3 separate regions of the Homo sapiens genome follow, and all the other regions are linked to region 1. A link is a contact called in ENCODE Hi-C or POLR2A ChIA-PET data. All regions are on one chromosome and are shown on one strand. Each heading gives the region's core, a stretch centred on a gene start or an enhancer-like site at or near the end of the contact. The rest is flanking DNA. Distances are from core to core; before and after follow the strand shown.

Region 1 (4,934 bases), core at 852-3,351:
GGGTTTCTTCCTATTCCTGACTCCTGCAGGATCCCTGGAGTGCCTCAGCAGCCAGTGTCATAGCGGGAGCCACTCTAGATGGGTGGCTGCTGCCATCAGTAATGAAAGAAATGTAAACTGAAATAAGACTTTAGTTTGACTAACAACTTATAACATAGAAATATACTGAGGAGCAAAGACGATTTGGTAGAATAAGAGTATTCACTTAATTTTGATACATGCTAATGTTTGAGAATCATTGATGTAATAAAATATTACACAGGCAGTCAGTGTTTCAAGGAACACTTAACATGGAAAAATGCTTATAATATTAAGCAAATAAAAAGAAAAACAATTATGTATATTTAGTATGATCATATGTGAATTACAGATAATATTTTTCCATTTGTAAATACATGAGTACATACATATTTGTAAAATCAAAACCATTCCTATATGTGCATATATATACATTCGCACATACATATGTACTAGCAGAAATAAATGCTATTCTCAATACATCAGAGGAGGTAGCTTTAAATTTCTTCTTTCCACATTTATGTATTTTTCCAAGTTGTCTTCTATAATGACATATTTTTAAATTATCAATAAATATCTTGGCTACATACATTTTCACATATATATGATGTTTGCAAAGCTCAAAGCCCCAAGTTTCCTATAGCCCTAAATGTTTATTAACCTTTCGTAATCAGATTGATTTATTGCAAAGAGAGGCCCCTTCAATTGTAGACAATGTTTTATCATTCAAGAAAACAGTAAGATGTGGTACTTGGGTTGACCTAGCCACAGGCAGGATGTGGCTGCCAGAAAAGCGCTATAAGTCTTTGAGCAAAGAGCCACATCCTCCTCCCACTATTTCTTTTTTTAGCTAATGGCAACTCCTAAGATTCTGACTTTAACCAAAGTTCACATCTTTGTATTGCTCTCCTACTCCCTTTTTAAGTCAGCAACTCATAATAAGCTTAGTATATAACACAGGTTATACAATTTAAGAAAATACTAGGCATTAGGGATTTCAAATAACTGAGCTCATTTAGCCAAAATGGTAAAACAGGGGGACTCGTGAAAAAGATCATAATCAAATAACGGGTATTAATGCTATATTAAAAATTGTCTGTCTTTGTTATCTCAAAAAGCCACCAGAATTCCTTCTCTGGTCTAACTTGCAACTATCCAGACACACAGAAAGTTCAATCTATTCTACTAGTACTTGGACAATGCAGTGAATCTGACATTGTTTACAATGGTCTTAAAAGCCCTTAGGTGTTGGTAACATTTTATGTCATAGAAAATATTGTAGCATGTACCTCTTTACTTGTGTACATCACTGAAACAACTTCCCTTTGCTTCCTGCTCATGGTTATATAGATTGTATGAAGATTAGAGGGCATCCCCAACTGCTGGAAACTGACAGCTGCCCTCCATTAGGGTATTTAGTGCCTAAAAGTGACATCATTCAGCTTCTATGCTATGATAGCTATGATATACTTCACCTTCTGGAGATCATATTGGAGAAATTCTGTTGGCGGAAATATAATTCCACACCCTAAGTAAGGGCAGAATTTGCTGTGATTTGGAATAATAGTGATATATTAAAGAACAGTGATATGTTAAAAGAAGTATCCAAAAATCACATATTAAAGAAAATTAAAGAGCATAATTTTATGTAGTGATCTTGAAAATTAAATTCACTTATTCAACCTACTCAACAGCAACAAAATCTTAGATTTCCTGGTAACTGTTATTCAAAATGTATGGATGTATAAGTAGGAGCATGAGCTGATTTTGGAAACCTAGATGCTGCCATCTGAATGTTATGGCCATGTCCCCTGGTTATATTACCCAGGTCATTTTTATGGCTTCCTACAAACGCGCTTTGTATTTGACTACATTTGGAAATACTCAGAAGGTTTTCAAATGAAGCCTATATGAAAGTATAGAAACTGACTGAGTCATGGAAATCCTGAAGATAAAGTGATCTTACAGAAACTAGAACAAAGTTAAGTAAAACAAGGGTCTCGATAAAAAGCCCAGTCAAAAATGAGTAACTTAAAACACCTGTGTTTTGTCAACAGTGGCTTGGCAGCTAGAATAGGAAGGACAGAGGAAGTTAAACCCACGCTGGTTTCCAGAAGTCAGCTACAAAAAATGAACCTCTAGGACCAGATGGTTTTATGGCTTTGGTAAACAATAGATTTGCATAATGCTTCCTCAATAATTCTGTCAGGAAGAGTGCTGAGCTAAAAAACAACGTGCAATTGTGCCTTTTTTGAAAGACCAGCTCTCTAAATGGCCAACTGGTAATTAGGAGAATCTAATGCTGAGAAGGACAGAGTATATAAAGGACTATTATCTTGAATAAGTAATTGTAAATGCCAGTATATTTGGTAGTATTAGGTCTCCACTGGTGGCCACATTATACACTGATTATCAAAGGGGAATGAAGGCGTCTCTGATTTTGGGCACCACCTCCCTAAAGTTTCTTTGTTTGTTCTGCTTTGTAGCTTCCTTTGACTTTTGTTTCTAAGGCTTGCGGGGGGCTGCCATTTGGTTTCTCTTCAAGAATTAACAAACCACTTACTCTTGAATTCTCTTCTAGTTAACACAGGCATCACTACTTCCAATTGATCTCAGGATGTGGGATCCTCATACACATTTTGAACAAAATCCTCTGTTTCAGCAAGTGAGTGAGAAACCTCTTCTAATTCATTTAACCAACTAATTTAATTGGCAACAATTATTTGTACATGTGTTTTCTCCACATGCCAATTTAGATTTCTACTTTTTAACACCTGAGTCAGAAATGGGCCAGTGGAATAATATACAGATGCTCCTTGACTTACAATGGAATTAACCTCCCAATAAACCCATTGTATGTTGAAAATATCTTTAAGTTGAAGGTGCATTTAATACATCTAACCGAAAAATATCACAGCTCGCCTACCTCATAGCTCAGCCTACCTTAAACATGCTCTAAACACTTATATTAGCCTGCAGTTGGGCAAAATCATCTGGCAACACAGTACGCTGAAGAGTATCAGTTGTTTACCCTCCTAATCCTGTGACTGACAGGGAACTGTGGCTCTCTATTGCTGTCCAGTATTGTGAGAGTATCTTAGGATATATTGCTAGTCCAGGAAAAGATCAAAATTCAAAATTTGAAGTAAGGTTTCTAGTGAATGCATATAGCTTTTTCACCATCCTAAAGTTGAAAAGCTGTTAATTTGAACTATTGTTAAGTCAGGGACTGTCTGTATCACTAAAATCTACTTTTTCTATCCCCAAAACAAAGCAACAATCTTCTATTCATTTTTAAGTTGAATGCTAAAATATTAAAGGGAAGGGCTTACAAATTCAAAAGTCTGTAGTACTTAAGTAGGTAACAGCTAAATGCAGATGTTGAAGTGAGTAAAAACTAGCATTAGGAAATGCTGGGGACCATGGTAAAGTGGAAAATCTGGTCTAAAAATGAGTCAGCAGCTCTTCCACTCCAAACAATTGGTGCCATGTATTAAAACAGCCCAAGAAATGCCTGATCTCTTGGATTTCCAAGAAAAGTAAAATTAAATAATTCTATAAAATCTAAGTTTAATTAAAATATTGATGATTTTTTCAAAATTGGCAATTAAGTTTAAATTTAAAAAATATTGCAAAAGATAAACAAAATACTTCCATGAGCAGTATTCATCTTACAGAGTACCAGATTGTGAACTCTACTATGGTTTTATGGCAGTGCTGCCCTACAGAAATACAACGTGAGACATATAGAATTTAAAATTTTTCAGTATTTACATTAAAACGTGAAAAGAGACAGATGAAATTGATTTTATAATACTGTAAATATTAAATATTTGATCGAATGCAGCTATCCAAAATATTATTTCAACTTATGATCAATCGTTATAAAAATTATTAATGAGATTTTAGATTCTTTGTATTGTTTTGAAATTCAGTATGTATTTTATACATATAGCACATTTCAATTTTTACTACCACGTTTCAAATATTTAATAGCCATATATGACTAGTGGTTCTCTGTTGTACAGCACAGCTCTAAGTCTTAGAGTGCCAATTCTCATACATACATAAGCAGTGAGCAAGTCCTAGGCTGGGTAGAGTTTCTTGGTCATTAGGCACCAGGGCTGTCCCCTGTTTCTTCCCTTCAAGCTATTGCCATTGCTGCAACATCCAGCTGCGGCTGCTTTCCCCAGGAAATAATGTAAGGAATTTTAGTTATTGCCTGGATGAAACCCAATCTTAAATGTCTCTCAGGAAGTCATTTAATGCATATGACCTTTCATAATATGGTGAAAAATGATAATTCATCATGTGCTAGTATACTTCTAGTACTAGAAGGCTACCATGTCTTGAATTAAATTTTGCTATTACTGGATGGTTCTAATTTATAAAGTATTTTGTTCAGAAAAAAGAATTTGCCTGGTTATAGGGATAAGATAAAATTCAAGTGGAGAAAAGAATGAGAAGACAAATGTTCATTCAAAACTGAAGGTAATCAATCACAGCAAAATAAGAAAAGCAATAACTTTCCAATCCTGAGCTGTTCAAAGATTAGATGAATTTTTTTGAGTTCCTTATATCTGGAGGTATCTAAGCAGTGATTAATTGGTGAGATTATTGTAGCATGTTAAATGTGTAACTGGATGAGTTTTTCTGCTCTGAGCTTTGTAATAGGTATAATAATAACAGCTATGTGATACACATATATGTGCATATATATTTTCAAAGTGTAGGTAAATATTATGATAATTTATGTTTTATTTTGAAATTTAAAATGCCATCATGTTATGTTAATCTGCATTTTTATTTTACCAGTGAAATTGAACATATTTGTATATTTTTAGCAATTTAGATTTTCCCTCTTGTAAATTGCTGGTTCATATTCTTTTCCCATTTTCTTATCATGTATTTTTCCT
Region 2 (4,375 bases), core at 1,668-4,167, 140 kb before region 1:
TTACCCCTTTACCTCCCACACAGTTTCCCCTATGTTAACATCTTGCATTAGTACTGTATATTTGTTGAAATTAATTGCTGAGCCAGCGTTGATACGTTATTATTAACTAAAGCCCACAGTTTACATTGAGGTTCATTCTTTGTGTTACACATTCTACGGATTTCAACAAATGTATAATGACATCTATCCAGCATTATGGCTAGGACCTGATATTTTCAAAATATTAGGACCTGATATTTTCAGGTCCTAAAAGTCCCCTGTGCTCCACCTATTCATCCCTCTTACTCCCCAGATCTACCCACTTGCCCTGGGATTCACTAACCTTTTCACTGTCACCATATTTTTGCCTTTTCCATAATATCACATAGATGGAATCATACACAGCCTTTTCAAATTCACTTCTTTCACTTACCAATTGACATCTAAGTTTTCTCCATTTCTATGTGGCTTGGTACCTCATTTCTTTATATCTCTGAATAATACCTCATCATATGGATGTACCACAGTTTATCTATCCATTCACTTATTGAAAGACATCTCGGCTATTTGGAAATTAAAAATAAAGCTGCTGTGGACATTTGTGTACGGGTTTTTGCGTGGACCTACATTTCCAATTCATTTAGGTAAATATCAAAAAACGCATTTTAAAAATTTAGTAACAAAGTTAACACTTGATTTGTTTAAATGTCCCAATTTGACAGAAATTGCTCTTCTATTTGCATTTACTTATGAATATTCAGATAATATAGTATGCAAAAGTTTCTAATGGTTCTTGTCTCCTCAGAGGTCCATCTTGCACATTCAACTTACGCATGCCTACAATTCCTGTTAGACAAAAATAGCCATTATTTCTCTAAATGTACATAGCATAGCAAAAATGCTCCCCAAAATTTAAATCAATCTATAAATGTGCATTGGCTTTTACATTTTCCAGTGACAAACCTAAGCCAAATCAAGTCAACAATATTTATTAAGTACCTACTATGGGCAAATCACAGACCCTGCTGGCTGCAAACAGGGTTTTCTACTTGTCAGTGGTCTAAGAGTGTTCAGGATTCTGTCTACACCAGTGACTCACAATGTTCTTTAGAAGAAAATTCCATGAAAACCAAAGCAGTAAGTCATAACACTGAGATAGTGACTATATTAGTCCTATAAATCCCCTTCCTAATCTTCCTAGGATCAGTCCTGATTTTTCTTAAAGCCTATATAAAACCAGATATGTTTTTCCCAGTTCACAACATTGAATCTAGCATATAAAACTCCATTTGCTTTATACGGAGAAAGGGCCACTTCTTAATTCTGGCACCAAACATAAAAAATGAAACTTTAAAAGCTATTAGTAAAAAAAAAAAAAAAAATAAAAAAATTAAAAAGTTATTTTAACTACGACTTTTAAATTCAATGTTATGAAATAAATTTAACACTGCAATTATTTTGCCATATTCAGTTTCTTAATTATAAGCTTACAATGAGGTAAGCATGTCTTTAAAATATATTCAATTTTATTTAAAGATTGCTTAGTCTACCTGTCATTTGTCAGCCCTCTGCTATTACCCCATTACCCCAAATTTTGCCTCTCACTAACCCTCAGAATTAGGTCCATTAACTGCCCCAAAGACACCTGATCCCCTCCTCATCACTCCCTCTACCACCTTCCCAGCTGCAGTGGCTTAGAAATAGCTGCTGCTCAGAAACAGACCTCTCCATATTGAACTTGGAGCTCTCAAACTATGTTTCCTGAGACTCTTGCTCTGCTATAAAGCAGACTGCGGATACCACAGAGGTGGAATATTAACTTCATTGTGTCCTGAAAAACAACTGATCATGAAGGCCAACCAGGCCTACCCATAATTCTGAGGTGTGTCGGCAATGTTATATATAGGTAGGGTTTGCGTGGGCAGTCCCAGTTTATGTCTGTTACAACTTTTATCTTCAAAGCATCCTGATTTACACAATAAATTAGAAGTTCACCCTGGTCATAAGCACCCCTTCATTCTACACATTCACTTTATATTTTCCCTACCATCCCTTTAAACAATCACCCCCGTGGACATCTGGCCCCCTTTGTGCCACTGGCTATCAAAACTTTCTGAGCTTTAACTACAAGGATTCTGTAGCCACCACTTTTCATACACACTATATTCTATGCAGGCCCATTTTTAAATATGACAGATTTGTTTTATGAAAACCGATCAATTTCCCAATAAAGCCTTTCTCTTCCAAACTAAAAAATGTAATTAAAATGTCTTGCATCAGACTTAGAAGCATAAAATTACCAGAAATAAATCACAAACCAATCACCTTCTCACTGAAAAAAGTTAGGACAATGTTCTAAAGTCAAAAATAGCAATTGTTACAGAATTAATAGTAAAGATGAGTGCCTAGAATTAAAAAAGAAAAGGGTAGCCACACACACACACAATTCAATTACATTTTACAAATGGCAAGGTCAAAAAAAAATGTGTGATCCAAGAGCAGCAAATGGATGAGTAACAGTAAGGCAGAGGTTCAAGGTGAGAAACAAGTTTGGGGTAGCTTAATTAAGGATCTAAGGAATGACATTTAGAAAGCAGAATAAAGTAACAGGCAGGAGAAAGGCTGCAGGAGGTCCTAGAGAGTTAGAAGCAGAGTAAGAGCCAGTAAGCAGTTGACCAACATCAGATACCTGACTCTGCTGTGCTTGTGGGGCAGCCAATGATCAATTAGAATTTCCGTTAGTAAAGAGTGGGAAAAAGCATTCCCATGACTCACATGGGATAATTGCTAAATGGTTAATGCTGTATATAACTGCGTATTTTGTATCAGAATAAGTACAGCCCTCCAAAAGATAACTTGCAGAGTCATTCATCAGCTTCAACTGAGCAGCCTGATTGAAACCAGCTGAGCCAATGACATCACCACAGGCTTTTTACTATAAAAAGGGCAAGCTCTGTGAGGTCAGGAAGTAGAACTAAGCTCCGTGAACAGAAGCCAAGCTGAAAGAGGGAAGAGCCAAGAGAAGTTCAGAGAAGAGACTCATTCCAAGAAGAAGCTAGAATGAGCAATTTGCTCAGAGACAGCTGCAGAAGAAAAAGGCACACAATGGAAATCTTCCTTTAAGAATAAGGGGCTGCTGTTTCTCACTAAAGAAGTAAGTTATCTAAAGTGAAGTTTCAAAGGAGAAATTGACGGAAGCACTTTCACATTTTCAGTTCCTGGAACTGAAATCAACTATAACATCATCGTGGTAGTAATGTTCATGTAGTCTTTTCCCTCAATGTATATTAATTGAGCACTTACTATGGACCAGGCACTGTAGTAAGAAATGGGAACACATTAGCGAATAAAATGGACAAAAGTCACTGCCCTCTTAGAGCATATATTCTTGGAATGTAAAGCAATAAACAGACAAATATACGGCATGTCAAATAAGCATTAGAGAGAAAATTAAGAAGAAAAAGTAGCCAGATTGAGAATAGTGATATTTGAGCAGACGTAAGGAGGTGGGGAGACTAAGCCATGTGGGTATCTGGGAGAAAAGCATGGCAAACAGAGGTAATAGCAAATATAAAGGCCTTGAGCTGTGAATCTGTTTTCTTTTTTAAATAAATATCAAGAAGGCCACCATTACTGCTCAGAAAGAACAAGGGAAAGCAAGAGTCTGAGTGTGGACAAGTTAATTTAGACAGGCAAGTGAAAGTGTTAAGCAGGTATTTTGTATATATGAGACTAGAGGCACTGAGGAAAGATTCAAACTGTAGATAAAAACTGGAAACGGACCAGGTGTGGTGGCTCATGCCTGTAATCCCAGCACTGTAGGAGGCCGAGGCGGGTGGATCACCTGAGGTCAGGAGTTCGAGACCGGCCTAGCCAACATAGTGAAACCCCATCTCTACTAAAAATACAAAAATTAGCCGGGCATGGTGGCATGCACCTGCAGTTCCAGCTACTTGGGAGGCTGAGGCTGGAGAATCACTTGAACCCAGGAGGCAGAGGCTGCAGTGAGCTGAGATCACCTCATTGCACTCCAGCCTGGGTGACAGAGCCAGACTCAGTCTCAAAAAAAAAAAAAAAAACTGGAAACCATCAGTGTCATACATAAAAGAAGAATGCTTGAGCTCACTCCACAAATGCATTATATAGAAAAGAGAAGGGGGCATTCCAATGGTTAAATGGTTAGAGACTGGAGAAACAAAGAAGAAATAGGAAAAAAAAATGACTGAGAGAGAACAGCCTATGATGCAGGAGGAGAACCAAGAGCATGTGATTTGCAAGTACTCCAGAGAAGAATGTGTTCCGGGAGAGACAGTGTGATCAGCTGTGTTAAATGCTATGCTAAGTCAAATTAGATGAGCCTGCTATTCAACCTGACAACACTGAGGTTATTGGAGAC
Region 3 (4,311 bases), core at 1,503-4,002, 240 kb before region 1:
TTGGATGTACAAAAGTTTGCAAACCTAGTGGTTCACAATTTGAGTGCTAAGGAAAAAAAAAGATCCAAACTTTAGAGGGCTTTTTTTTTCAAACAGCAAAGTGAAACACTAGGTCGTTTCTGCAATTATATCCAGCCCTAGCAATTGACATTTTTATTAATTGCTAAAATGTAACAGTATCATATTTACACTACACACTTATTCTTATCCACTAGAAAGACAGTGATGTCAGGATTTATATAGCTAGAGACATGAAAATGGACACAGAGATGAGGTCCCTCTGCAAGCATACATAAGTTTTAAATAACAGTTTAGCAAAGATGTCTTCCATCCAAATAATTTTAATTTTTCAATCAAAAAAATTCCTGATTTAGCTAAATTAATATAATAATAACCTCTCTGTTTTATATTTGGAATTTTGCATTTAAATATTTCATTAAGAAAAAAAAGAGCATGGTGGATCATGCTTGTAATCTTCACATTTTGGTAGGCCAAGGTAGGAGGATCACTTGAGGCCACGACTTTGAAACCAGTCTAGGCAGCAGAGCAAGACCTTGTCTCAACAAAAAAATTTAAAAATTAGCTGGGAATGGTGGTGGGTGCCTGTAGTCCCAGCTACCTGGGAGGCTGAGGCATTAGGATCACTTGAGCCCAGGCATTCGAGGCTGCTGTGAGCTATGACTACACCACTGAACTCCAGCCCGGGCAACAGAATGAGACCCTTTCTTAAAACAAATAAACAAACAAACAAACACAAAAACTACGCCCCCCCCACCCCGCCAGAAAAACAAACTAACAAAAAAAACCACGTTGTTAACAAATAGTTTGGAAGTTACTGAAATCAATCAACTTTATATTTTCAAAATCTTTTAATATACTATGGCTCTATTAAATATTTATGTTTTTATCAATAAGATTGTCTCCTTCAGTATTGCTTAAAATTGGCTCTTTTGAAACATGAACCTAAACGATGTATTTTCAAGGAAGTGAAACAACCACACCATTTGTTAATTTTTTCATTAAGATATCACAAAATTAATTGGGGTTAGGGAATTCTTCACTAAAGTGCAATGACTTTAGGTACACTTATTTTTAAAAGAAATAATACATCGTTTTGTATTTATGTATTCTTATAATCTGGCTTAAATATTTTCTAAAACATCTTCTTGAATTAAGTACAACATTTCTTCCTAACAATGTATGAAAGCTTTAAGTATTATGAGAATAACTTTTAGGATGACAACAATATAAAGAATATGTGTGCAAACCTAAACACAAAATTATACATATTGTAAAGTATTTAAGGGGAGCCTGTGGGTGACAATGGAGGTATCCTTCTTAATCTAAAAGAATATAAAGTCTAAGGACATGAAGTGTAAGTCTGGGGAAGGTGAGATGCTCAGTTGGCCAAGAATAGTGAGATAGGGAAAGGGAACAAAGCCTGCGGTAAGATTGTAAAGCCTGGCACTCACACAAATACCACTTACTATATGCCAGACAGCTATAAGAGCTTGACAGGTACTAACTCACTTAATCCCCACAACTCTAGGTAGACACTGAAACACAGTATACGTAACTTGAACAGTCACAGAGCTGGGAGGTGACAGAGCTGGGTTGAATCCAGGCACTATGGCTATAAAGGGGTGTACTTTGTGAAATCCATGTTCAGGGGGAAGTCAGAGGACTAAGGTAAGACTTAAAGTCCCGAAAAATATTTGGAGACATAACAAAGATCTAAGATAATCTATAATGCTAGAAAGAAAAGGTGTAAATGCCTTGAAAACAAATCCTAAAACAAAGACTAAAGAAAAGAAACAAAGAATTTTTGGAAGAAGAAGCTGGAATGACATCATCTTTGTTTCTGAAGCTATAGAAACTGGAAGGGGCCTGTAAAAGAAAAAACGTTTTACTTCTGAGAAATTAAAGGGAAGACTAAAGTTGACAGCTTGAATTAGAACTTAGGGGCTGACCTGTGGTAGACTTCTGGGAAAGAGTAATAGCCAACTATAATTGAATGAAATCAGAGAAAAGGGATCACCAGGTAATTCTTGTACCTTGTTAGCTGATGCATTTTATCAATGAGCAAATGGAGGCATAGGGAGTTGAAGTGATTTGCTCCAAGATTATTCCAGCTGGTCAGTGGCAGGTCCACCATTCCTTTCAACATACTACCTGATTTGGTTTTAGCCTTAATGTTTCTTCCAGCTGCAATGCTGTATTATAACTCTATTAGAATGTTGGTGAAAAAAGGAGCATCTAAGGAGTCCAAAGGGACTTAAAGCTATCTACGATACATGCATATTAATTCTTTGTAATTCTGCAGCTGTATACCATATTAAAAGATGTGTATGCCTGAGTCTGTCCTATATTGTTGATGAGAAAGAAGCAGGTAGAAAGTAGTGCTCTTTGGTGTATGAAACATCTTCTATTTTCAAATGGAGAGGAATTGCCAGTAAGAAACCTCAGTATAGGAGTGGAGTAGTTTGCTCTTTAGGCATAAATACAATGATTTTGATTCTACCACACAGAGGAGTTAAGTTTAAGAAACTGAAAACATTCTATTTTATTCCATTTTCCACAGGAAATACAGAATGGATATCTCTAGTACACTCCCATCAGCATTATATGGTCTCCACAAAACCTTACTCCCTCAAGTCTGAAGACATTTAAAAATAATTACGGGAGAAGATGAGGGAAACTTTCCCAGCAGTTAAACAGGGGTAGTCATGGAAGGCACAAACATCACGCCTCTCAGGTTATTACCTCTGTCCCGCTGCCAAACATGATGTAAGAAAGCAGAAGTGAGCTCTGGGTCAAGGACAAAATGAGCAGTACATTAAGGGATTGCTTTATTTAAAGGTCAGTAGGAAAAGGTCAGTTATTATGTGATCTACAGGGTTTTTGTGAGTAGAAAAACTCATGTCTATTGCTGAAGAATAACTGTTAAATGTATTAGTGTATACAAACATTAAATTTTAATACAGCCAACAGAAATTAAATTGCAAAAGCAACAATAACGTGCTGCAGAAGTAAAGTCATCACCTTCTCCATTGTTATTCGGAAGGAAATAGATGACAAACAAAGAAGGGTCGGGGGACCTGGTGCAGAGAATCCACAAGAGCATCTAGAAGACCAGAGTTCTGGGCCTAGTTCAGCACTTTCCAGCTGTGAGTGGCAGTGCCTGACTGCTCCAAGCCTCCTAATCTGTAAGGCCAGTAGCTGGAGTAGTCTCTAATTCTCTTCCAAAAGTAAAATTATATGACTATTTAGAGCAGAAAATAGCACAGAAGAAAATCAAACATTCTTCAAAGTCAAGAATTTAGCAACAGAGATTTGTATGACCAATTATCAGACATATGGGGCAAATGACTAACCCTTGAGAACAATCAAGATAGAGAAAATCACAGAGAACTGTTTATTAAATTTTAATTACTGTGACTAAAATACAACTACTGTGAAGCCCCCCCAAAAAACCACAGTGAAATGTGACAAACACCAATAAAATGTGACCAATAAAATATCAATAGATATACGATATACTAGGATATTTTACTTAAAATTCCTAAATCCATTCCCTTTTCACCATGCTTTTTTCTATAGCCACAACATTATTCAAATTAAAAAGTAGTCAATTCACATATTATTCATATGAGAAGAATATAAAAGCATGCATATTTAAATAAGAAAATGTTTTTGTGAAACAGGCCTGCTATATTTTAAAGACAAAAGAAACACATGTAGGAGTGGAAGTTTCATTACGTTAACGACAGAAATCATTCTGGATATTGAAGTACTCACAAAAATAAAACTAGTGGTTTTAAAATGTTCAGGAATTCATCATATGGTGGGAAGTTAAATCACACAATAACAAAAGTTGAGGTTATCTCTTACTTTGACACAGAGGTGTTTTTAAAGGGTAGCAGGAGGAAACCCTGATTAGACTAATCAAGATATTCCCTTTGAAGTCATGTAACATATAGTTGGAGTAAGAAATGCATTCATAGAATGAAAACCAACAAGGGCTTTGAGATCACCTAGAATAACCTCTTCATGAATTACAGGAAGACATTGTCAGAACTGGCACAATCTCTCGGGATTCCTGATTCATAGTAGTCCTGTACTCTCATCACTTTTAGACAATAGTTTTCACTAATACTATTATTTTCACCCTCCTTTTCCTGTTAAGCTTGGGAAAAAAAGGGATTATTGTAGTTCAGTAATGTCAAGAAGATCCTAAACAAAACAACTATACTTTTACTTGGAACCAAAACAAATGTCAAACAACTCATATGAGTCAAATGAAAAGTGGAA

What was found. Hi-C counts contacts between places; a loop is a spot of excess contacts on that map. ChIA-PET counts read pairs that join two places held with the same protein, here RNA polymerase II (POLR2A). Pooled maps may share reads with other maps.
Region 2: a loop to region 1 is called in a map of GM13976, with 2.7 times the contacts of the local background. The contact joins two enhancer-like sites. A Hi-C loop is called at or near these places in 2 of 168 maps with a recorded cell type or tissue (GM13976 and endothelial cell of umbilical vein), 10 of 37 single-sample maps with no recorded cell type and 11 of 50 pooled maps. POLR2A ChIA-PET finds 5 or more read pairs at or near these places in 2 of 52 experiments (activated CD4-positive, alpha-beta T cell and naive thymus-derived CD4-positive, alpha-beta T cell).
Region 3: a map of heart left ventricle shows a loop between it and region 1 (2.6-fold over the local background). The contact joins two enhancer-like sites. A Hi-C loop is called at or near these places in 1 of 168 maps with a recorded cell type or tissue (heart left ventricle), 20 of 37 single-sample maps with no recorded cell type and 19 of 50 pooled maps. POLR2A ChIA-PET finds 5 or more read pairs at or near these places in 1 of 52 experiments (activated naive CD4-positive, alpha-beta T cell).

The regions. Positions count from the first base shown.
Region 1 is chr4:101,417,415-101,422,348 of GRCh38, forward strand. No RefSeq gene overlaps it. Among named protein-coding and RNA genes, the nearest start is that of PPP3CA-DT, 72 kb to the left of the region's middle. Within about 2 kb of position 2,102, at least 3 of the 41 ENCODE cell types and tissues checked have a DNase peak (open chromatin) inside an H3K27ac peak, as active enhancers do.
Region 2 is chr4:101,276,779-101,281,153 of GRCh38, forward strand. The region is part of intron 1 of PPP3CA (protein phosphatase 3 catalytic subunit alpha); the gene reads right to left. Among named protein-coding and RNA genes, the nearest start is that of MIR8066, 38 kb to the left of the region's middle. RefSeq lists an enhancer at 2,754-3,048. Within about 2 kb of position 2,918, at least 6 of the 41 ENCODE cell types and tissues checked have a DNase peak (open chromatin) inside an H3K27ac peak, as active enhancers do.
Region 3 is chr4:101,173,324-101,177,634 of GRCh38, forward strand. All of the region lies in intron 2 of PPP3CA (protein phosphatase 3 catalytic subunit alpha), which reads right to left. Among named protein-coding and RNA genes, the nearest start is that of MIR8066, 65 kb to the right of the region's middle. Within about 2 kb of position 2,753, at least 4 of the 41 ENCODE cell types and tissues checked have a DNase peak (open chromatin) inside an H3K27ac peak, as active enhancers do.